3 separate regions of the Mus musculus genome follow, and regions 1 and 3 are each linked to region 2. A link is a loop called in an ENCODE intact Hi-C map of the cell type or tissue named here. Cell type or tissue: heart. All regions are shown on one strand.

Region 1 (8,000 bases), 160 kb after region 2:
ACTGAAGGATCCCGGGTACCGGAGGCCGCGGACCGGGCCGGGCCAGACCTGGTGGGGGAGAGAGGGCTGGCAGAGGAGCGCAGCGCGGCGCGGCGCTCCGCCCTCCCGGCCGCGCCGGCTCGCCTGGCCGCCTCCCGCCCGCGCTCCCTACCTGGGCGCTCGCGGGTGATCCGCTGCCGGCGACTGCGGCAAGCGCCGCGGGGCTGGAGACTACAGGCAGCGGCTGGTGGCGCGGCGGGCATAGGGCTCCCGAGCCGGGGAGATGGTGCGCAGGAGCCCGCGACGCTTCAGCCACGCGCGGTCCCGGAGGCTCCGAGCGTGCGCCCCGCCCCGCCCCGCGGTGGGCGGGCAGAGTCGAGCCCCTCTTAGCTGGCGAGCGGGGTTGTGGTACCCTAGGCCTGGAGAAGGATGCTCCAAGCGCTCCCGGGCGCCCGCAGCCCCCACACCTTCGCCTGTGGCTCCCCTGCCCACATGTGGTGATGGCGCAGGCAGAAGTCAAGGAAGGGGGACGTGACCTGTATGTACCCGGAGACTGCTCCCCAATGGGGGTCGAGCCACTCACTGTAAGAATCACCGAGCTTTCAAGAGAAGTCAGCTGGGAAATACCGAGCAAGTCCTTTGAGATCCCTCTGAGCCTCAGCTGCTGGATCTATACAATGGGTAAATAATTTCTACCACACTTCACCTTTGGATCAACCCTGCCAGTTCTCTAACAACACTGAGTGATTTTGGTGAAGGTCCCCCTCCCTGACCTGTTGGCGCTCCAAGTCTCAGTGTGAGGGATTTGGGAATCTCCAAGCCATTGGAAGGGTAGTCACTGCAAACAGGGGTAGGGCCTAGCGCCTCCTAGTGATGACCAAGTTTTCTTCACACCTTGTAGGTACCAGGTACTGCTCTGGACCATCTATCTGGACACCACGACATTAGATGACGCTTCCCATCTGTGAACTTCCATTCTAGTGGAAGGAAATGGACAAGAAATGGGCAAAGGAAACGTAAAGTGGTCATTTCTATAGGAAAGGGGGGAGGAAGAAGAGGGAGGGGAGGAGGGAAAGGAGGAGGAGGAGAGAAAATGTACAGCAGTGTGAAGAGAACCTGACACGTATCTTTTTTGAAATGGAAATACCTCCCACTTAGAAGAGCCCACTGCGTTCATGGCCTTGGTTTGTCCTGGAATATCTCTACCCAGATTCCTACCCCCAACTATAAAGCCAGAATATACATGCCAGAAATATAAATACCAGGAAGAAGGTGTTACGCTGAGGCTCAGAGAGGTCAAGAGCCTCTACCGAGGTCTCCAGCACCAGGCAACCAAGGATCTGGTGGAACCGAGTTCCGCCAGGTGCTCAAGGCAGAAGGTGCTTAAGATGCCCGGTGTCCAAATCCGCAGATCAACGGTATCCACTCACACCCAAAGGTGGGTGAAGTCAGCCGCAGCACCCAAAAGACGGACCCTGTCTTTCACTCCACACTGTGAGGCCTGAGGAAACAGAAGGTCACCCCTGGATGGAGCGTCAGAGACCCACTTGCGATCCCAGCTCTGATGCTCAGTAGGTTCTGCGCATTCAGGGCCGGTGGCGGCTGATCCCTTGGCCTTCTTTTCTCTCCAGCCACAGTTAGCAGAATTCCGTGTCTGACTCACGGGGTGTCAGGGGAGATTAGATGACACTGTGTGCTCCAACAGCTTGACAGTCCTATGTCGGTGCTAGCTGTTGGCTTCTGTGTCTCTCACTGGCGTTTCATCCTGAGGTGCCTCTCATAGCCCTGGTGTGCCTAACACAGCAGCAGGAGATATGTTTGCAGCATGGGAATCAGGGCTTATCGTCATAATCTGTTACTTGATCTATAATGCTGGCAAAGGTTTCTCCTCCTCCTCCTCCTCCTCCTCCTCTTCCTCCTCCTCGTCCTCTTCTTCTTCTTCTTCTTCTTCTTCTTCTTCTTCTTCTTCTTCTTCTTCTTCTTCTTCTTCTTCTTCTTCTTCTTCTTCTTCTTCTTCTCCGTCTCCTTCTTCTTCTTCTTCTTTTATTTTTTCTCCTGCCTACGATTGTTTGCCTACATGTATGTCTGGTGCCTGTGGAGGCCAGAAGAGAGCATCGGATCCCCTGGGACTGGAGCTACAAATGGTTGTGAGCTGCCATGTGGGTGCTGGGAATTGAACACAGCTTCTCTGGAAAAGCAGCCAGTGTTCCTAACCACTGAGCCATCTCTGCAATCCTGTAGCAAAGGGTTTCTTTTGTTTTGGAATTGTGTGTGTGCCTGTGTGTGTGTGTGTGTGTGTGTGTGTGTGTGTGTGTGTGTGTGTATGGTGTATGTGTATAGTGAAGTGTGTGCCTCTGTGTGTGTGTGTGTGTGTGTGTATTGTGTGTGTATGGTGCAGTGTATGCCTGTGTGTCTGTGTGTGTATGGTGCAGTGTGTGCCTCTGTATGTGTGTGTGTGGTGCAGTGTGTGCCTCTGTGTGTGTATGTGTGCCTGTGTGTGTGTTGTGTGTGTATGTATTATGTGTGTGTGTGGTGCAGTGTATGCCTGTGTGTCTGTGTTTATGATACAATATGTGCCTGTGTGTGTGTGTGTGGTGCAGTGTGTGCCTCTGTGTGCCTCTGTGTGTGTGGTGCAGTGTGTGCCTCTGTGTGTGTGTGTGTGTGTGTGTGTGGTGCAGTGTGTGCCTCTGTGTGTGTGGTGCAGTGTGTGCATGTGTGTGTGTGTGTGTGTGTGTTGCAGTGTGTGTGCGTGTGTGTGTGTAAGAGGAGCGAGGACAACTTTCGGGCATTCTCTCCTATCAGATGGTACCAAGGATGGAGCTCAAACACAGGTCATCAGGTTTAACTGCAGGCGCCTTCCAGATCAGCTGTCTCCTCGGAATGGGTCTTGTTTGCATGTGTTTGGTTTGTTTGCTTGCTTGCTTGTTTTTCTGAGACAAGGTCTCATTATGTAGCCCAGGCTAGCCTCAGCTTTTCCATTTTCCAGCTCAGTTTTCTGAGGACTGGGTTAGCGGCATCACCACCATGCGGGGCTACAAAAGACTCTTCAGTTCTCCATGCTGTGATATCAGACAGCAGAGATGCAAATGGGATGGCCATTTGAGACTCTTCCTTGCAGCTTACAAAACATGACTGCTTTATTTATTTACTTACTTATTTATTTACTTACTTTTATGTATATGGCTGTTTTGCCTGTAGGAATATATGTACACTGCATAATGTAGTGTTCAGGAAGGCCAGAAGAGGGCATCAGATTCCCTGGAACTGGACAGGTTTGAGCCACCATGTGGTCCCTAGGAACTGAACTTCGGTAAGAGCAGCCCTTAACTACTAAATGCTTCTGTAAGTGCTCTTAACTACTAAGCCACCTTCTCTCCAGCCCCTAAAAACATGATCATTTTAACACTTGCTAATCCCAGGTGACCAATTCTTCACGCATGTTTGTTATATTACGATCTGCACTATGCTATAATTAAAAAGTTTCTTTTCAGCCGGAAAAGTGATGGCCCACACCTTTAATCCCAGCACTCAGGAGGCAGAGGGAGGCAGATCTTTGAGTTCAAGACTATCTTGGTCTATAGCCAGGGCAAGAGAAACCCTGACTTAAAAAATGAAAAAAGAAAAAGAAGTGAGTTTATATTTAAGACTGGCCCTGGGGGCCACCTTGTGGTCACACTGTTAATACCTGGAACTTAAGGACGTTCTTCATTTGTCCTTTGTGTCCTGGAATGGATGGTAAAGCGGAGGCCTCCCTAGCGACCACAGGTGCAAAGGGACTTTTGAGAATGTTTAACCCTTTCTTAGCTGCACCCAGCCATGGTGAGCTGCCTCTCTCTAGGAGGGAGGCAGGCAGTAATGCCACCTTGGATAATAGACCAACTATCTCAGGAAGTCAGACGCCTGCTGCACTCTCCATTCCCGGAGACACAGAGGACCAAGACAGCTCCCCACTACACCGAGGGGAAAGCCAAGAGCTGTGCAGGTTGTGAGTCCTGCTGGAAGCTGCTCTTGCTGAAGGTGCTGGGAGACCACACAGGCAGGTCTTGGGTTTTGTTCACTATTAAACCGTAACGAGCACAGTCTAGTTGCTTTTTTTTTTAATTTATTTATTTTTATTTTATGTGCATTGGTGTTTGAGGGCGTCAGGTTCCCTGAAACTGGAGTTGCAGACAGTTGTGAGCTGCCGCGTCGTTGCTGGGAATTGAACTGAGGATCTCTAGAAGAGCAGCCAGTGCTCTTAACCGCTGAGCCATCTATTTTGGCCCAAAGTCTGGGTTCTTAATACATTGCTGTCTAATGAGAGAATGAATAAGCAGACAAATCATCCATGCAGCTGCTCAAAATGTGGGCCTGTCACTCATTCTCCATGATCACAGCAGCTGATGCTTCCTGAGGTATGACCTAATGCCCGTCACTGCTCCCAGCTGGCCGTGTGCACTAGCTCACAGCAAGCCTACCGTCACCCTGAGAGCAGACTTGACCGTGAGCAATAGTTCCCACTCTGTGATCTCTCGAGAATCGAAGTCACGAAGTGACCTTGCCAGGATTTGAACCCAGGTGGTGCAGATCTGCCCAGAGGCCAGGAGCAGGGGAAGGACCATTTGCTAGCCGGTCCCAAACAAGACTGGGAAGCCAGCTCTAGCGAGGCAGCCATCTTGTCTCGATTGCTAATCTGTAAAGATGCTAAAGCCCTCACTGCTTGTGCAAAGGGGTGAGGAGCTGCTGTGTTCTCTTATTGGCTTAGTTCATGCTTGGTGGAGGCAAAACTCTAAAATCACTACCCCATACATATATATATACATACATACATACATACATACATACATACATACATACATACATACACACATACACACACACATACACACATACACACACACACACACATACATACATACTACATACATGCACATATACATGTATGTACATGTACATGTACATATACATGTATGTACACAAATACTTCGAGTGGATGCAGCTCGTGAGATTTCTCAAATTCTATTTTCTGCAAATTTGATGGCACATACCTGTAACCCCAGGACCTTTGAGACTGAGGCTGGAGGACCACAAGTTTAAATCAACACTAGGCTCTAGAACGACATCTTCCCAAAGACAGAGAATAGGGTCAACCCATTCGTAGAGTGCTTGCCTCAATGCATGAAGGCTTGGCTTCCATCCCCAGCGCTAGATAAATCGGGCATGGTGGCACACCGCTGTAGTATCAGCACTCCAAAAATAGAGGCAAGAGAGTCACAGTCGTAACCTGCCTAGGCTAAAGACCTGGTCACACACACACACACACACACACACACACACACACACACACACACACACTGATGTTGGGGACGGGGAAGGTAAGATGGCAGGTAAGGGCATTTCCCACCAAGCCTGATAATCTTTCAATATCTTGTGCCCCCATGATGGAGAGAACCAACTCCCAAAAGTTTTCTGACCTCTACATGGACACAATGGCAAACATGTGGCTACATGCGGGTGCACATACACACATAAACCTGGTGTGGTGGCACAGGTTCCAGGTCTGGGGAGGTGGAAACTGGGAGTCCTGGTACTCAGTGACCAACTATCCTGGCCTACTTGCTAAGTTCTATCTAGGTCAATAAGAGACTTTGTCCCCGGCCGAGCGGTGGCAGTGCACACCTTTAATCCCAGCACTCAGGAGGCAGAGGCAGGTGGTTTTCTGAGTTCGAGGCCAGCCTGGTCTACAAAGTGAGTTCCAGAACAGCCAGAGCTATACAGAGAAACCCTGTCTCAAAAAAACAACAACAACCAAAAAAAAAAGAGAGAGAGAGAGAGAGAGAGAGAGAGAGAGACTTTGTCCCCAAATCAAGGTGAATGGCATCTGAGAAATGACACTCACAGTTGTCTTCTGGCCTGTGCATGTCGCTGTGCACCCCCAGGTGCATACGCACAAAATTTTTTTTTCATCCCTGAGATCTGGGTCCTCTCCCTGGCAAGACGTCCACATCCCACCAGAGGTTGATTTTCCTTAGGTCCCTATCTCTCTCAGCTGGCCTAGCCTCTCCAACCGCACTGCCCCTAGAAAATTGCTGGCCGTTGTACCGGTGCCACCGGCCAGCCGTCCTGCTGCCTTCAGGCCTTTGGTCTCCAGCTTCTCTTTTCCCATTTACCCTAAGTCGTTCTGACACCTAGCTCCGCAGAGCCTACGTTCCCATCTCCGGCTGCCATTCAGGGTGTGCCAGCAGCCTGTCAGTAGTCTCTCCACTGCATGTCTCCCCACTGTCTCCGTGAATTATCTTTCCACAAGCTAAGAAGCTCCCTAGAGAAAGACAGCTGCTGGCAAGACAGCTCTCAGACCCGAGGCACGGGGCTTCAGAGGTACAGCGCTGGGGACCTCTAGGAGCAAATTCATTGCTGGTGATGCCGGTGACTGCCACGTTGAAGTGACATCGGGAGACCTGTGAGCTGCTGCGGGTCAAGTTGACACCCACAGCCTAAATGGAGAGCACTCTGAAGAGAAAAGGAGCGAGTTCCACTGCAAGCTGCTGAATGAATGCTCATGCCAAACTTGGCATGGATGCTGGCCCAGATTGTCTGGGGTTGATTCTTGGTGGCATTTAACAAGATGGCCCTGGAGAGATGACTAAGTTCTCTGCACCAAGCAAAAAAAAAAAAAAGGACAGGATCCAAATGGCTGGGTAAGATGATCTATTCTGTGCGAACTTTCTAGCGCATGGGTACAACCTTATATTCATTTGTAATCGTTGATTTGGGGGTTCATCTGTTTCATCTTTTTCTGGGGCTTGGCCCAGGCTGGTGACAAGTACCAAGGCTCATGCTGGGTCACTGAGAGCAAAGAGATGGCGAGAGAGATCCCAAGGGATCAAGTGTCCAGATCTAGTTGGCTAGGTCCAGCCACGTGTAAGCAAGGCAGAAATGCAGACACAAACCCAAGAGAGGAGGTGACCCGCACTGCCCAGACCAAACCCAGCCTCCATCCCTGGGCCCACAACCAGCTTGGATTCAGAGAGCCAGTCCACGAGGAAGAGAATAGAGGCATTGAAGGTATTTATTCATGAAAACACTCGGGTCCAGGGGAGATGGCTACTAGTTACAAGCTCTAAGGCTCTCGTCGAACAGCCACGGGCCGGGGCACCCCCAGGGAGGTGAGCTGGCATCCCCTGGACACAAACAATGGTACCAGCATATCAGGGGACAGAGGGCCCTTCCTTGCCACCTGCCCTGCCCTAGGGTTAAAGTGCAGCTGGGAAGGAGGAGTGGCTAGACTAGGGAGCTAGAGAAAGCTGAGGTCAGTGGGGGCCCTATGCAGGGGCCTCCTGTCCACTATGGTCCCAGGTGATGGAGATGGACCATCACCTCTTTCAGAAAGACCGGCCCCAAAGACAGCAGGGCTGGCTGCAGCTACTTCCCTAAAGGGTCCAGAACACGGGGAGCAGAGAGCTAAGATCTCCAGAGGGAGAGATGGGAGGGATCTTCTTTCTTCTTCAGTGACACTCTGGCACTTGAGTCAGCAGGGTCCTGCCCCAGCCTGACTCCTAAGCCACTCCATTGAAGGGGTTACTTCCCTGGCACTGGGGAGTGAGGGAGGTCGTTAGGGAAACCTATGGGACTGGAGCTTCCGACCTCTGCAAGCGGTCTTCCCACATAGGTCCTTCAGCAAAGGACTTGATTCCCACTCTGGACCCATCACTGGGGATCCTGCCCCCATCAGTTGTGTGGGTCCTGGCCTGGGCCTGCCCTGTTTGAGGATCTCACTCATCCTCAGCAGCTCAGCCCATTTCCTCTCTATCCCGGGTGGGGGTGGGGGGCTCATCTCTCTAGAAGGCCGAAAGGAAAGACCACACTTCACCTTCCAAAAGAAAAGTCCTGCGGATGTCTGTCTGCTTCCTCCCCCATCTTGCATATATTAAATTGTGCAGCTTGGCTCCAGCCCCTCCCTTCAGATCTCCATGACAACCAGGCAGCATTCCAAGTCCATCCAGTGCCAAAGGGGGAGGGGGGCTTCTGCCTATCCCCTCCCT
Region 2 (8,000 bases):
GCATGTGTTCCCCTCTCTATGTGACTGTGGCTGTGATGTGACCAGTTGCTTCAAGCTTCTGCCTTAACTCCCCTGAAGTGATAGACTGTCACCTGGGATGGACTGTAACGTATTCCTCCCTTAAGTTGCGGTGCTAGGGTTGGTCTGCTGCTGCTCTGTATTCAAATGCAAAACCTGGCCCTCTAGATCCCCTTGCCCCTATGAGCAGATCCTCACATACACTTAGTGATGATATTTAAACCCTGCTCCCCAATTAAAGCTATCGGTTAAAATTAAGTGGCTACAGCCAATTTGGGGAGACAAGAAGACGCGGAGTTTCAGTTACTGGGCTGGGTCACAGTAAGGGACCACGAAGAGGAGGTAGACAGAGGGAGCAGAGGTCTCCATTAGACGTGATAGACAAGGGACACATGCCTGAGTGAAATGTTCCCCCCAGGACAGACTGCTGGAGAAGAAGTAACCCGGGCTAGATTCAAACAGCAAGTGTTTGGGGAGCACAGATGGGAATTAACAGTCTAGCAAATAGAAATATAGATTAGGGGTAATCTACCAGTAATTGTACAAGAGCTGATTAAATAATCTATAGGACTTTGCTTCTGTTATTGGGGGAGCTGGCTCTGCCACATTAATAATTAATTAATAGGGTTTACTAAAATTCATTTACAATGCTGTCTTAGTCAGGGTTTCTATTCCTGCACAAACATCACGACCAAGAAGCAAGTTGAGAAGGAAAGGGTTTATTCAGCTTACACTTTCCACATTGCTGTTCATCACCAAAGGAAGTCAGGACTGGAACTCAAGCAGGTCAGGAAGCAGGAGCTGATGCAGAGGCCATGGAGGGATGTTTCTTATTGGCTTGCTCACCCTGCTTTCTTATAGAACTCAAAACTACCAGCCCAGAGATGGTATCACCCACAAGGGGTCCTCCCACCTTGATCACTAATTGAGAAAATGCCTTACAGTTGGATCTCATGGAGGCATTTCCCCAACTGAAGCTCCTTTCTCTGTGATAACTCCAGCCTGTGTCAAGTTGACACAAAACTAGCCAGTACAAATGCTTTTTGTCTGAGTATTTTATCACAGCAACAGGAATAAAGCTGAACTCTGTGGATGAGGGGGTGTCGACCCTGACAGCTCGTCACCCTTCCTAAAGAAGAACATGCCCTGTATTTGAAGACTGTATCCGAGAATGTATCCTTGATGTGCAAGCACAGTTAGAAACAACCTCTGTGCACGTCATCGGGATCTCCACGTCTCCTGCTTCGGAACAGTCACCCAATACTGTACAACATTTAAAAGGAGGAGGCCAGGGGAAAATAAAGACCAGCTCACGTGAGCAGCTCTCCTCCACACAGCGTATGGCAGAAGGAGCCATTCCGTGTTGTCTGTATGCGAACCACAGTCACCAACATAAAGGACTCAACATCCCAGGCAGAATTGGTTACCATTTGATCTCTCCACAACGGCCATTCTGACTAGAGTGAGCTGGGTTATCAACGTGTGGTTTTGGTTTGGGTTTTAACTTTAGGTATGTGAGTACCCTGTTGCTATCTTCAGACACACCGGAAAAGGGTAACAGATCCCATTACAGATGGTTGTGAGCCACCGTGTGGTTGCTGAGAATTGAACTCAGGACCTCTGGAAGAGCAGTCAGTGCCCTTAACCACTGAGCCATCTCTCCAGCCCCTTGTTTTGTTCCGTTTTGTCTATTTGTTTGTTTGTTTGTTTGTTTTGTATAGCCCAGATGTCCAGAGATGTTGAACATTTTCTTGTGTTTATTCATCATTTATACTTCATCACTGCAGATCTCCATGCCCATTCATATTAACTGTGCTACTTGATTTTTTTTCCAGGTGTTTAGGTTGTTTTTTTTTTAATTCTTCGTATGTCTTAGGTATTAATCATCTGTCTGATATACAGCTAACCAAAATACCCTGCAGTTCTGTGAGCTGTCTCTTCACAAGGGGCTGATAGGAAACGGCGGTGGGGGGGCCTGGGAAGGGATGGGGAGATGGGCTATGGGGGGATGCTCAAGCACGTTACATACTTAGATGCAAACACACACACCTGCAGACTGAAAGATGGAAGACATGGTTTGGAAAAAGCACACTGGCAAGGGAGGTTAGAATGAAAAAGGCCCTGCCTTTATTTTTAAATTTTTTTCCCACAAGAATCCAGTGGGAGCCGGGCGTGGTGGCGCATGCCTTTAATCTCAGCACTCGGGAGGCAGAGGCAGGCGGATTTCTGAGTCCGAGGCCAGCCTGGTCTACAGAGTGAGTTCCAGGACAGCCAGGGCTACTACACAGAGAAACCCTGTCTCAAACAAACAAACAAACAAACAAACAAAAGAATCCAGGGGGTTCAAGTGTTGAGTGTGTCATTATAATTTATTATTTATTGTCTTTTTTTCTAGTATCAAAATATATCCTTTCAAACTGAAGCCTTACAGAGCTGTGTGTGTGTGTGTGTGTGTGTGTGTGTGTGCGCGCGTGCACGTGCACTGTGATCAACGGACATGACTCATGGTATGTTTATCACTTTCTTCTAGAAACGGGCAAGACCATAGGGGTTTGGGCACAGTGTTCTTTCCATACCACCCTTGGATCAATCTTGATGGTCCCATCTGTTTGTTCTTGTCATGAAGGCAGACACCCTAAGCAGAGTTAAACATCAACTTAGCCGCATCCGACTGCCACAGGCTGTGCCTCTCTGGAGAGCTTAAGTAAATGGCATCTCACTCTGTCTGGTGGGCACAGGGAACAAATTATGTATCACTAATCAGCCAGGCCATGGGGCACCCTCGTGCCTACCACCCAGACATGCTCCATCAGTGACCCTGGCACAGGACGGAACTCTGTCTGGCAGCCTCTCTAAAAAGGCTGCCCAGGCTGTAGAGTTCAGAGTACTACTACAGCTGGGATTTTGCTTTCAGGATTTTGAACCTGAAGCTGCAAATATTTAACAGGTAATTATTGATGACAATCTTCTAGTGGGCCTCTATTGATGACAGCGAAGCATGACATTCAATGAAAACTGTGTGTGTGTGCGCGCGCACGGGTAAATGTGTGTTTCTGCTTCTATTTTGTAGAGATGGTTGCAGGCTTGTACATGTCCACACAACATGCAATTTTCAATTCCCCTTTCTGTTTTCATCTTTTGTACCCGCGTGTGTATGTGTGCGCACTTGCTCCTGTATGTAGAGGCCAGGAGTCAGCACTAGGAGGCTTCCTCAGCCGCTCGCTCTCTGCCTTACTATTAGAGCCAGGGACTCTTACTGAACCGGGAGCGCACAGATCCAGCTAAGCTGGGTCTCCCTGTCCCTACCTCCCCCACGCTTGGCTTACACATTTAGTAACAACACTTAGCTTTACATGGGTGCTGAGGCTAGAACTCCATCCCGATGCTCACACCACTGATACCCCTGTACCGATGGAGCCCCTCCTCTTTCTCCTCTGCAGGTGGTGGTGCTGGAGCCTTTGAGCCTGTCAGTCCCACTTGACCTCTGTGACCTTGCCCTCATCTTCAGGATGCCTACAACCCCTTGTCTCACCCACTTAACATACAGAGGAATGGAAGGATGGAGGCCGGTCCCTTCCCATTTCTGCCCCTCAGGAGCTGTCAGCACAGCAGAGCTTACACAGTCTCTCACAGCTCCACAGACTACCTCTCCGCTTTCCTATAAACCTGATAGCCCGTATACTAAATTATTTATAAATGCAAACAAAGAATTTAATATCCATTATTACTTTCTCCAGCAAACTGCTCCCAGGGGGAATTAAGACACGTTAGTTTCTGTTGGTGGGTGACCCTCCCTTGATTTCATCAGACCACCTCCCGGGCTGAATGGGGAAAGGGGTGGAGGGGGCGGGGCTTGCTCATGCTTCTTCGATAACTTGATGGCCCCTGAGCCTCAGGCTTATCTTTTACGACTCCGCAGCAATTTCTTTGTTTGGCATCCCATCCCTGTGCCAGAATCTAATTGCCTACGGAGTTTGCTGTAATCCTCACGCTGCATAAACTTGTGACTGCTTCATCCTCCTCTGTGCCTAGCACCACGACCACACCCACTCTGGCACGTTCGGAGCCAGTCAGGCAAGCAGAAAGCGATGCCTGTCGGTCCCGCAGAGCCCACAAGGGGGCAGCAGAGAGACGCGCTGTGATTGAAGCATTTCAGCCAGCTTAATCTAACAAACTAAGCAAACAAACTAAGCAGCACACTGCTGCTGGTTCTCCCACCAGAAGAGCTGGGCTCTGAGTTAGGCATGTGAGCCACTTTGCAGGTAAAGCGGCAGCGCAGAAAGCAGCCAGTGACCTCCCATCTCCCTCACCTGAGTAGTCCCTGGGGCCTGCAATCATGACCGCTAAGGTTTTCAAACCTCAAATTATGATACATAATGTCCAAAAATGACATTAAGGAGTAAAAGGGACAAAAAAGTGGCCTATAGTCACACTCTCAGAGGCAATCATTGCTGCTGTTTGCTGTGTTATACTTAGCCCTTAGATATTGTTGATCGCCATGTACACACACACACACGCACGCACGCACGCACGCACGCATGCTTCTATCAGGGCTTTTCCTTGTAGCTCAGGCTGACCAGAAACTCACTATGTAACCTGGGATGATCTCTAATCCATGGTCAATCCTCCTGCCTCAGCCTCCCGAGTGCTGTGATTACGGACTTGACCCACCTTGATGCCCATCTGTACCTTACCTAGATGATAGTTTATGTGCTTTAACTGCCTACCTTCTCTTCACGCTTAACATCAGACACTTGAAAATACAAAATAGCCGGGTGTGGTGGCGCACGCCTTTAATCCCAGCACTTGGGAGACAGAGGCAGGCGGATTTCTGAGTTCAAGGCCAGCCTGGTCTACAGAGTGAGTTCCAGGACAGCCAGAGCTACACAGAGAAACCCTGTCTTGAAACAAAATCAAACAAAAACTAAACAAAAGAAAAAGAAAATGCAAAATGAAGATAGTACTCTCTCTACATGGGCATGTTGTGTCCTTAAAGCCTGACGTTTTGAATACATGCAGAAACACTTGAGACGTCCAAGAGACTGACAGGAAATCCTTTATGTCCTTCTTATTGCCAGAAATGCCCTCACACAAACCCAGCATTCACTGTGGCAGGGTGTGCATCTCCAGACAGTATAGGAGACCAAATTGGATATTATCTTCTCTGACCTTTGTTGCTGTCTAAACAGTGTGCAGATAGTTTCTTTTATCCATGTTAACACATGTGACTTATGCTCATCTGTATAAAACAGGGTTTTACTATATATCCATGGCTACACCCGCACTAAGAGGCCCCACGGGCAGGTTTAGAGCAGAATGATCAAGTCTGAGGAAGAAAAAGCTGAAAGCTGGTGTGTTAGAAAAACTGCAACAGGTGCACAGGTGCATGCCTGCAATCCCAGCAGTCGGGAGGCAGCGGCAGGGCGAGGACCAGAAAGTCAAGGCCGGCCTCAGTTTCATAGTGGATTCAAAGAAAATCTGAGCTACATGAGACCTTGTATCAGAAGAAGAGGAGGAGGAGGAGAAAGAAGAGGAGAAGAAGGAGGAGGAGGGGAAGGGGGGGAAGGGGAGAGGGACGGGGAGAGGAGGGGAGGGGGAGGAGGAGGAGGGGGAGGGGACGTCACTTCTAAGGCACCGTCCAGACCATGCAGGAGGAGGGAGAAAGAGCACTGAAAGAAGCCTCCGGAAGACCCAGTTTCCATTCCTAAATGTGAGCACGGGGGTCGCCCCATCTACAGGAGACACGTGATTCCAGAGGAGGCCCGAGACTGCAGACAGCACTCACGATACATCTTCCTGATGTCCTCAGTATTCTTGCCCTTGGGACCGTTAGTACATTAATTAATTAAGGGTGAGCTGAATGCAGTCCTGAGGTATCTTTACAGTTGCTGTGATAATCACGAGGGCAGCTGAGTGACAGATGGGTGGAGACCGTTGTATAACCCAACATGCCAGGCAGAGGCATGATTCAAGTGCAGGCGGGATGGAGCAGGATGGCACCGGCCTTTATGACCCTGCTCAGGTAGGTGCGGGGCTGGAAATTTACACATCGTCCATTTCTGGAACTGTTCCCTTAATGTTTCCAGTCTGGGACTATCCTCAAGCAAGTGGGCATTCTCTTTAAAGTTCCCAGGTACAAAACTCTAAACTCTGAGATAAGCATCTCCCAAGGAAGGGAGACCTAAGATTTCTATCACTTAGTAACACAGTTATCTAACCCCTCACTATGTAGATATAGATTACATACAGACATAGATACCCAAGATAAAGCTAAGCCACACAGTTTGTGTATATATATATATATGTGTGTGTGTGTGTATGTGTGTATATATCTATATATACATATATATGTATGTGTGTATATATCTATATATGTATATATACATATATACACACACATATGTGTATATATACATATATACACACACACATATATGTATATATATACATATATGCACACACACATATATATGTATATATATATACAATTTGTGGAGTTTGCCTAGAAGAAAGCGATCATGCCCAAAGTGATTCCTTTGGAGCAGATAGGACCCTTGCTGCTCTCCCAGAGGACCAGAGGTCCGTTCCCAGCACCCACATTGAGAAGTTCACACTCACCTGTAACTCCAGCTCCAGGGCAGCCAACATCCTCTTCTGCCTCCCAGACACATGCACACACATGCATGTGCTCACACATGCACACATTTGCACCTACAAAGTTAAATAAGAAAAGAACTCTTTTAAAAAGCATAAAATCCTGCTGGAGAGACAGCGCAGTGGTTGGGGGCACTGGGTGTTCTTCCAGAGGACCTGGGTGTGATTCCCAGCACCTACACAGTGGCCCACAGCCATCCGTAACTCCAGTTCCGGGGGTTCTGACACCCTCTTATAGTCAGGCATACACCTGTGTGCACTGACATACATGCAGATGGCATAACTATGTGCATAAATTAATAAATAATTTTTTTAAAATCACGAATTCACAGGGCAGTGGTGAATTCCACTAATTCCAGCACTCATGAAGCAGAGGCAGGTGGATCTCTATGAGTTTAAGGCTGGCCTGGTCTAGAGAGAGAGTTCCAGGACAGCCAGGGTTACACAGAGAAACCCTGTCTCAAAAAAACAAAATAAGGACTGGCAAAATGGCTCAGCGGTTAAGAGCTCTGACTGTTCTCCCAAAGGTCCTGAGTTCAAGTTCCAGCAACCACATGGTGGCTCACAACCATCTGTAATGAGATCTGACTCCCTCTTCTAATGCATCTGAAAACAGCAGCAGTGCACTTACATATAATAAATAAACAAATAAATAAATAAATAAATAAATAAATAAATCTTTAAAAAAACAAAAGAAAGAAAAAAGAAAGAAAGAGAGAAAGAAAGAAAGAAAGAAAGAAAGAAAGAAAGAAAGAAAGAAAGAAAGGGAAATCACAAAACCAGTGAATATATTTAATTAAACTCATAAAATTAGCCTTTTGACAGATCTGCTGGGGTTGCCCCACTTTTCTTGTGTAAAATACATTGTCCTTGAAAGGTGCCTATATATGCCATTATATGCCATTCAACTCAATAGCTGGAACCAAAGCCATCACTGGAGTGTTTAGGATCACAGGAAAGGCTGGAAATAAGCCAAGTGTCTTCCCTTGGGGAAATTTCAAATAAACTCTGTTCTATCTGCTGAAGAGGAACCATTCAAGCCATAGCGGTTCACGTGGGCAGTCTCCTTGAAGATAGCAGCTAGATTAGATTAAAATGGAATGCCCTGTGCAGCAAGTTGTTGAATGGGGAGGAGGGAGAGGAGGAGAAGGAAGAGGAGGAAGAGGAGAACTTTGCAAAGGAAAAGGGCAGAGACAGACAGAGACCGGTGAGCAGCCCCTGGATTTCGCACCCTTGGTCAGCTGGTGAACCCGTGTACAGCCGAGACAGATTTCGCACCCATGGTCAGCTGGTTGCACTGGAGCGGGTGAGCAGCCCTTGGGCCTCCG
Region 3 (8,000 bases), 420 kb after region 2:
TCCTCTCCTACTAGTCCCACTTTTACAAATCCCTCCACCCAGTTAAGAGTAACTGCTTTGTCCTGTACAGGTTAAGGTGTCTGTTTGTCCTTAAAGAATAAGTTTCTGTTAGTCCATGTTAAAATCCTTGCAAGTTACGATTTCTAGTTGTAATTAAGAACGCGTTCCTGTTTCTTAGATCCCATCTAAACTGAAAAACTCTTTTTCAACCTACACTAAACCTGGCAGCCTGTTCCCGTGATGTATATCCTTACCCTGTTCCTCTACTTTCATTGTATCTAACAATGTGTGACAGCCAACGCAATCTCTCCTATAAAAAGGACTTCAAGAGGCCAGCAGGGACTGCCCTCTCAAATCCTGATTTAGGGAGAGGCTACCAGACTGGCCAGTCCTGAGTACACCCCGAAATAAAGCTTGTTTTAATCAGACAGTTGTGGACTTGGTTTTTCTCAGTTTAACACTGAGAAGTCTCCAGTTTAACACAATGTTAATTTGTTGGGTTGAAGGACTTTTAGGCTATTTCTATGTTCTGGCGCATGCAGATTAAAAAAGCACTCTAAACCTGAGTGTGTATTGGGGTTTGTGTGAACACAGGTTTTTCTTTCCTTTGATTAAAACCAGGAAAATGCCCTAGCCCTTGAGACTGAGGCAGGCAGATCTCTGTATATTTGAAGCTAGCCTTGTCTGTGCAGCGAGCCCTCGTTGAAAATAATGGAACAGCCGGGCGTGGTGGCACACGCCTTTAATCCCAGCACTTAGGAGGCAGAGGCAGGCAGATTTCTGAGTTGGAGGCCAGCCTGGTCTACAAAGTGAGTTCCAAGACAACCAGAGCTATACAGAGAAACCTGTCTCGAAAAACCAAAACAAACAAACAAAACAAAACAAACAAAAAAAAGGAACAAGACGCAAAAGAATGAGTTTGCCAGAAACACTTCCACTAACGTTTTTTTGTTTATTTGGTTTTTTTTGGTTTCTTTTTTGAGGGTTTCTCTGTGTAGCCCTCACTGTCCTGGAACTCACTTTGTAGACCAGGCTGGCCTCGAACTCTCTGCCTGTCTCTGCCTCCCCAGTGCTGGGATTAAAGGTGTGCGCCACCCAGTGAGACTTTGCCGAGTCATTGTTGTTGACTTTATGTAAATAAATATCAATCGAGGACCTTGCTGAGCCATGAAGTACATAATCAACTTCAAAAGATCTGCACCAGTTATCTTCCATCCTTTATTTGCCTTTCTCCATTAAGTTTGTTACTTATTCACTTTCCATCTGGATCGCAGCCCCCCCCCGCCCCCCCCCCCCCCCCCCCGCGCCCCAGCCCCTTTGTGCACAGCCCCTCCCCCTACTGTTCTCCTCTGAGGAGGGTAGAATAGTCCAATTCTTGTGAAACAGAGGTTTAATCATAAACAGGAATGAGCCTAGTTTGTCCTTACTCTAAGATGGCTTTTAAGCCTAAGATGGAGGCAGGCTTTGACCTTTGCACATTGTGGCCTGTGCACATGCACTCAGATACACTAAATAAATAAGTGTGAAATAAACAAATAAATTAGTGCTGAGCACCCGGCAACAGTTTTGAACCTTCCTATACATGCAAACATTTCAGATGGCATATGTCTGTTGAAGACCATTCCTTGCTCTCCCTGACACCTATTGTCCCCAGTTTTAAGGGGTGACATCCAGTATTGCGAAATTTTGTTGCCTTTGTCCCTGTCTCCAAGCCCTCCAGAGTTTTTCTTAGATTTCCCTCTGCCTTTCCTCCTCCTCCCCCTACTCTTCCTCTTTGCTTAGAACGCAGAATCCCCCTGCCTCAGCAGCTGGAAGCACCTGCACACCTGGCTCCTACAGGTGTTTTTGGTCTCTTTCAGGGAGCGGCTTTCTTCAGCATCTAAGCCCTGAAGTGTGCCCCCTCTGAGCTCCCCAGCCAATGCGGAAGGCGCTTCGTCAAGTGGACTAGTGTTGTCACTCACGTGGCTTCTCTTGGAGTCTGGCACAGAGACTCAAGCTACTGTGGGAGGCACAGAGAGCCTTGTGCTCCTGATAAGCACTTAGGAGAAGCCGAATTGCTAGCACACAGGGGTGTTCATTCTAGAAAAGAAACGTATAACCTGTTATCTGCCAAGAAGCCTGGGAGCAGATGTGCATTCTAGGCTGGTGAACACTGTGTTATCTGTGTGATGGGGACTACACTGGCCCCTCTTTCAGCCTCCTTTTCCTCAGTCAACCAAGAAAGCTACAGAACCTACCTGTTTTTGGTTTTGTTTTGCTTTTTGAGATAGAGTTTCTCTGTGTAGTTCTGGCTGGCTGTCCTGGAACTCACTCTCAGTGGTGAGATTAAAGGTATATGGCATACTGCCCAGCTGCAGAACCTATCTTTATGGACAGTGTCACACATGGATCTTACAAAGGGTTGTTGTTTTTGTTTTTTGTTTTTTTTCCGAGACAGGGTTTCTCTGTGTATCCCTGGCTGTCTTGGAACTCACTCTGTAGACCAGGCTGGCCTCGAACTCAGAAATCTGCCTGCCTCTGCCTCCTAAGTGCTGAGATTAAAGGCATGCACCACCACAGAGAAATCCTGTCTTGAAAAACCAAAAAAAAAAAAAAAAAACCTTAAAAAAAAAAAAACAAGAAGAAGAAGGAGGAGGAAGAGGAGGAGGAGGAGGAGGAGGAGGTGGAGGGGATCCAAAGTCTTGCTGGGGATGTGCTGGGGTTCTGCTGACTGTAAAAACAGGGAACCCAGGCTGGCGAGATGGCTCAGTGGTTAAGAGCACTGACTGCTATTCTCAAGGTCCCGAATTCAAATCCCAGCAACGACATGGTAGCTCACAACCACCTGTAGTGAGATCTGACGCCCTCTTCTGGTGTGTCTGAAGACAACTACAGTGTACTTACATATAATAAAACAAACAAACAAACAAAACAAAAAACCCCAGGGAACCCATCAGATGAGGGTTCAGAGGCACGCACCTGCTAGGGACTAGTTGGGGAGAGTCTACACAGTTCGAGATTCCCAGTGTTCTCAATGCTCTAGACATAGGCTGGCCATATGGAATTTGGCGGAGCCAGGGTTGGTCTATTGTGAGAGGGTCCTGGGCCACTTTTCTGGAAGGGTGGAAACCGCAGAATTGTGTAAAGTCAGCCCGAGGAGCTTGTGGTTCTCAAGCTTGGGAGGACAAGGTGCGATCACAGCCCCAGGAGCCGGAAGAAGCTGTACTGGGGAAGAATCAGCTCTGATCACTGGGGGTGGGTGACAGGCATGACCGTTACCTTTGCAGCCGCTGCAGTCCAGCCCAATCCCCAGGGCCGCGTAGGATGGCCTCGGACTGACCGTCTGCATACCCGGAGGCGGTGTCTATCTTCGTGTGGCCGCGCTGCAGGAAGGCGCGCACTGACACCGCCCTGCAGGCTGCATCCAAGCTGCTCCCTGTCTCCATGACCCCCACACAGTGGCGGGTAGGTAGGGTCCGCGTCAGTATCTACTCCTAGGAGAAAGATGAAGACTATGAAAACTAAAGCCAGTAGCTGGCTGCTGTCACTCCCACAGGAGACAGGGCTCGCAGAGAAAGGGCAGGAAAGCTGGCCTGTACACAAAACTTCTGCAGAACTGAGAACCCTCTACAACAGCGCCACCTGGAGGTCGGTGGCAGGTGTCATGCGCTAGGTCGGAAGTTGCAGACACCTCTAGCTTCCTGCCTCTCTCTGGCCCATTCAGCTGCCCTGGGCTCTCTGTACCCTCCTAGAAGGAGTTTAGCAGGTGGGGTGAACCCTGGGGAGCTATCTCTGAATTGAGGTTTGCTGGGAGCTCTAGTCAGGGTCCCTGTGGAAGGATAGCAGAGAAGGTCAATTGGCCTTGACTTTTATTAATCCAGGAGAAGTTTCCCTCAAACTCAGGTAGTTTAGACTGTTCAGAGAATCGAGGGTGGAGCGAATCTCAAGAAGCAAACGTTCACTCCAGGCATCTTTAAGAACATTTATGCAGTAGGGACTTAGAATTTACACCAAATGAAGACTGTAACAAGACGTGGGGATAAATGGATAAGATTTTCTCACCATTAACCCTTTAAAAAGACAGTTGAAGTCAGGGCGGTGGTTCTTGCTTGCAATCCCTGTACTCTGGAGGCTGAGGCAGGAAGTTTGCCAGTAGTTCAAAGTCAGTGGGGTTATATAGCAAGCAGTAGACCAGCACGGACCAAATAGCACATGGTGTGGTGGTCTACCCCTGTGATTCCGGCACTCCAGAAACAGAGGAGGAGAATTGACTAAAGTTCAAGGCTGTTCTGGGCAACATAGGGACAACAGGTCTGCCAAGCCCATAGAACAAGACTGTTTCAAATGTCAAAATAGGGTTTGGATTATAGCTTAGCTGATTGGATGCTTGCCTAGTCCTGGGTTAAGGACCCAGTGAGTAAGGTAAATCTTTTCCTGATTCCATTTTGTGTTTGCTTAGACATTTGGTGTATGTGCTTGGCTGAGGAGCCAATGGGTCGAAGCTACCATCTGTGGGATTATGACTGAACGCCTCTAAGTCAGAATCCCGCCTCGGCGGAACTATACAGCGGCGCCGAAGGAGCCTCGGTTGGCCTCTGATAGCCGGGTCCCTGTCCGTCCCCGCGTCCTCCCAGCGGTGGCGCAGGGTCTCCCCCCGCCTGGCGTCGGGACCGGGGTCCGGTGCGGAGAGCCGTTCGTCTTGGGAAACGGGGTGCGGCCGGAAAGGGGGCCGCCCTCTCGCCAGTCACGTTGAACGCACGTTCGTGTGTGGAACCTGGGGCTAAACCATTCGTAGACGACCTGCAGTGGTTCTCACCCTTCCTAATGTTGTGGTGACCCCCTACCCTCAAATTATTTTTATTCCTACTCTATACCTGTAATTTTGCTACTGAAATGAATGTAAATATCTGATAAGCAGGATATCTGATAGGTGACCCCCATGAAAGGGTCTGTCAGCATCCCTAAAGGGGTGGCCACCCAAGAGCACCTGTAGCTTAGATGGTTCTCAACCTTCTTCCCCCTCAACAGTAATGTTGCCTGGCAACACATTTGAGCTTTCCATGATGTTGTAGATGGCCCACATATATTAACCAAAATAATTATTGTATATATAAACTTAAAATTAACTCAAGAAGTTACAAATAAAAAAGATAGCTGTCACATAATGTCTGAAATAATATGAAAAAAAAAGTTATGTTCTGCCAGAAATGAGTGTTTCAAGGTTACTCTGACCCTCATTTAACTTGGAATTAAATTATGGTCTTTGCTTTGAAAAAACACTGTAAGTCTGAGCTTTTATAAGTCTGAGTCATGAACTCATTCTTGGTCACTGGCCAATAAAAGACTCATATTCTTTCTTTCTTCCTTCCTTTCTTTCTTTCTTTCTTTCTCTCTTTCTTTCTTTCTTTCTTTCTTTCTTTCTTTCTTTCTTTCTTTCTTTCTTTCTTTTTTCTTTCTTCCTTCCTTCCTTCCTTCCTTCCTTCCTTTCTTTCTTTCTTTCTTTCTTTCTTTCTTTCTTTCTTTCTTTCTTTCTTTCTTTCTTTCTTTCTTTCTTTCTTTCTTTCTTTCCCTTCCTTCCTTCCTTCCTTTCTTTCTTTCTTTCTTTCTTTCTTTCTTTCTTTCTTTCTTTCTTTCTTTCTTTCTTTCTTTCTTTCTTTCTCTCTCTCTCTCTCTCTCTCTTTCTTTCTTTCTTATTTATTTATTTTACATATGCGAGTCCACTGTTACTCTTCAGACACACCAGTAGAAGGCATCAGATCCCATTACAGATGGATGTGAGCCACCATGTGGCTCTGGAAGAGCAGTCAATGCTCTTATCCACTGATCCATCTTTCCAACCTGGCTCATATATCTTTTTTTTTTTTTTTTCCCCGAGAAAGGGTTTCTCTGTGTAGCCCCAGCTGTCCTGGAACTCACTCTGTAGACCAGGCCGGCCTCCCAAGTGCTGGGATTAAAGGCGTGCACCACCACGGCCGGCTGATTGTCCAGATCTTATTAGATATTTTATTATTATTATTAATTATTAAGACCGGGTCTTGCTATCTAGTTCTGGCTGTCTGGGAACTCACAATGTCCACCAGATGCACAGATGTAGCCTCAAATGCACAGAGATCCACCTAAGGCAGTCTGGATCTTTAACCACATCACTCAATACCATAAACACTGCCTAAAATGCCTTACCTTGGACTCCAGCCTGCTATGGAGAGTGAATGGCAGTGCTTTGACTGAGCATGCAAAGTTGTTTTTTCCTTAAAAGATGTGGTATGCTAGTCTCCGCACTTGGGAGGCAAAAGGAGGTGGATCTGCATGAGCTTGAGGCCAGCCAAGGCTTCAGATCAAGATCGTATCTCAGAAACAAACGATCCAAGAGGTTTATTTCTCTGTGTTTCTGTGTGAGTATGCACACGAGCATGAGTATGTGTGTGTGCGTGCTGGGGGTGGGGGATACACAGAGGCCAGGAGAGGGAGTTGGATCTCTTGGAGCTGGAGTTACAGCTAATGTGTGCTATGCAGCGTGACTGCTGTGACCCAAACTCCAGTACTCATGACTGAGAAACAGGTTCTAAAAGCTGTTTGGTGGTGAATGCCTTTAATCCCAGCACTCAGGAGGCAGAGGGAGGTGGATATCTGTGAGTCTGAGACCAGCCTGGTCTATAGAGTGAGTTCCAGGACAGGCAGGGCTACAAGAAAAAGCACTGACTCAAACAAACAAACAAACAAACAAACAAACAAACAAACAAACAAACACCAAGGGCTGGAGAGATAGCTCAGCAGTTAAGACCACTGACTGCTCCTCCAGAGGTCCTGAGTTCAATTCCCAGCAAGCACATGGTGGCTCCCAACCATCTGTAATGGGATCTGATGCCCTCTTCTGGTGTGTCTGAAGACAGAGAGCAGGCTCAGTGGTTTCATTCACTCTCTCTTTCTCTCTCTCTTCTCTGTCTTTCTCTCTTTCATGACAAGGTTTCTCTGTATAGCCATGGCTATCCTGGAACTTGTCCTGTAGACCAGGCTGGCCTCAAACTCATAGACACCTGCCTCTGTTTTCCAGATGCTGGGATTAAAAGCATGTGCTACACACCACCACCCAGTTCAAGTTTTGTTTTTGTTTTTGTTTTGTTGTTTGTTTGTTTTGGTTTTTCGAGACAGGGTTTCTCTATGTAGCCCTGGCTGTCCTGGAACTCACTCTGTAGACCAGGCTGGCCTCAGACTCAGAAATCCACCTGCCTCTGCCTCCCAAGTGCTGGGATTAAAGGCGAGCGCCACCATGCCCAGCTCTTAGCGACCTTTTTGTTTGTTATTTGAGGCAGAGTTTGAGCCAGACTAGCCTGCAATTTGTCATCCTTCTGCTTCAGCCTCCTGAGAGGTTGGATTAGATGTGTGTGTCCCTGTACCCAGACATTGTGAAATTCTTTCACTTCCTTCCCCTCTGCCACCTCAGTTGCCGTGTCCCCAGGGCTCATTTCTGAGCATAAGCTGATACATTTGTTTTTTGTATTCTCTGTCTGGGAAGGAAAGGCCCAGGAAGCCAGCTCCTGCTTGAGGGTCCAGTGCTGGTGGTGTTGAAAAGACCAAAGGTGTAAGCAGCAAGCAGTATATATTATAAGCAGCAAGCAGTATATATTATAAGCAGCAAGCAGTATATATTATAAGCAGCAAGCAGTATATATTATAAGCAGCAAGCAGTATATATTATAAGCAGCAAGCAGTATATATTAGCTTTCCTTGTGTACCCCGCTTGACTCAAGCCCTATCTGTTGGAACTGTGTTGCTTACTGCTAGAACACTTGTCGAGCGTGCACAAGGCCTTGCATTTAATGCCCGGCAGGCACCTCAAAGCAAAACAGCAATGACAGAAACCCCCCTCCATATAGCCTTCTCTACTACAGTCTGTGATCCTACTGCCTGGGAGTAGAAACTGTGGCCTTGAACAGTTGTCCTCAAGTTCACACACTGTCTGGGGAATCAAGGCCTGGTGGCCTTCACCATGGTCACCCCCTTTAGTCTACACAGCATGCTTA

What was found. Peaks named below come from ENCODE experiments on the same cell type or tissue, not always from the same donor. Only the 100,000 strongest peaks of a DNase experiment are listed, where the experiment ranks them.
Region 1: a loop joins it to region 2, with 12 times the contacts of the local background. A loop is called at or near these places in 26 of 42 quality-filtered maps.
Region 3: it touches region 2 in a loop (3.0-fold over the local background); 5 of 42 quality-filtered maps call a loop at or near these places.

The regions. Positions count from the first base shown.
Region 1 is chr4:139,075,282-139,083,281 of GRCm38, forward strand. Htr6 (5-hydroxytryptamine (serotonin) receptor 6) reads right to left here and starts at 289. Exons shown (of 4, transcript NM_001377096.1): 1 at 152-289; 2 at 1-48. Nbl1 (NBL1, DAN family BMP antagonist) reads right to left here. Exons shown (of 4, transcript NM_008675.2): 4 at 7,011-8,000. In heart, CTCF peaks have their summits at 856 (motif pointing left), 3,202 (motif pointing right) and 3,652 (motif pointing left); no DNase peak of the experiment used is centred here; H3K4me3 peaks cover 706 bases; H3K27ac peaks cover 449 bases; H3K27me3 peaks cover 5,308 bases.
Region 2 is chr4:138,918,130-138,926,129 of GRCm38, forward strand. No RefSeq gene overlaps it. Among named protein-coding and RNA genes, the nearest start is that of Otud3, 8.2 kb to the left of the region's middle. In heart, no CTCF peak of the experiment used is centred here; a DNase peak (open chromatin) is centred at 4,092; H3K4me3 peaks cover 238 bases; H3K27me3 peaks cover 1,685 bases.
Region 3 is chr4:139,333,663-139,341,662 of GRCm38, forward strand. No RefSeq gene overlaps it. Among named protein-coding and RNA genes, the nearest start is that of Mrto4, 15 kb to the right of the region's middle. In heart, a CTCF peak has its summit at 3,626 (motif pointing left); a DNase peak (open chromatin) is centred at 3,619; H3K4me3 peaks cover 743 bases; H3K27ac peaks cover 1,615 bases; H3K27me3 peaks cover 1,959 bases.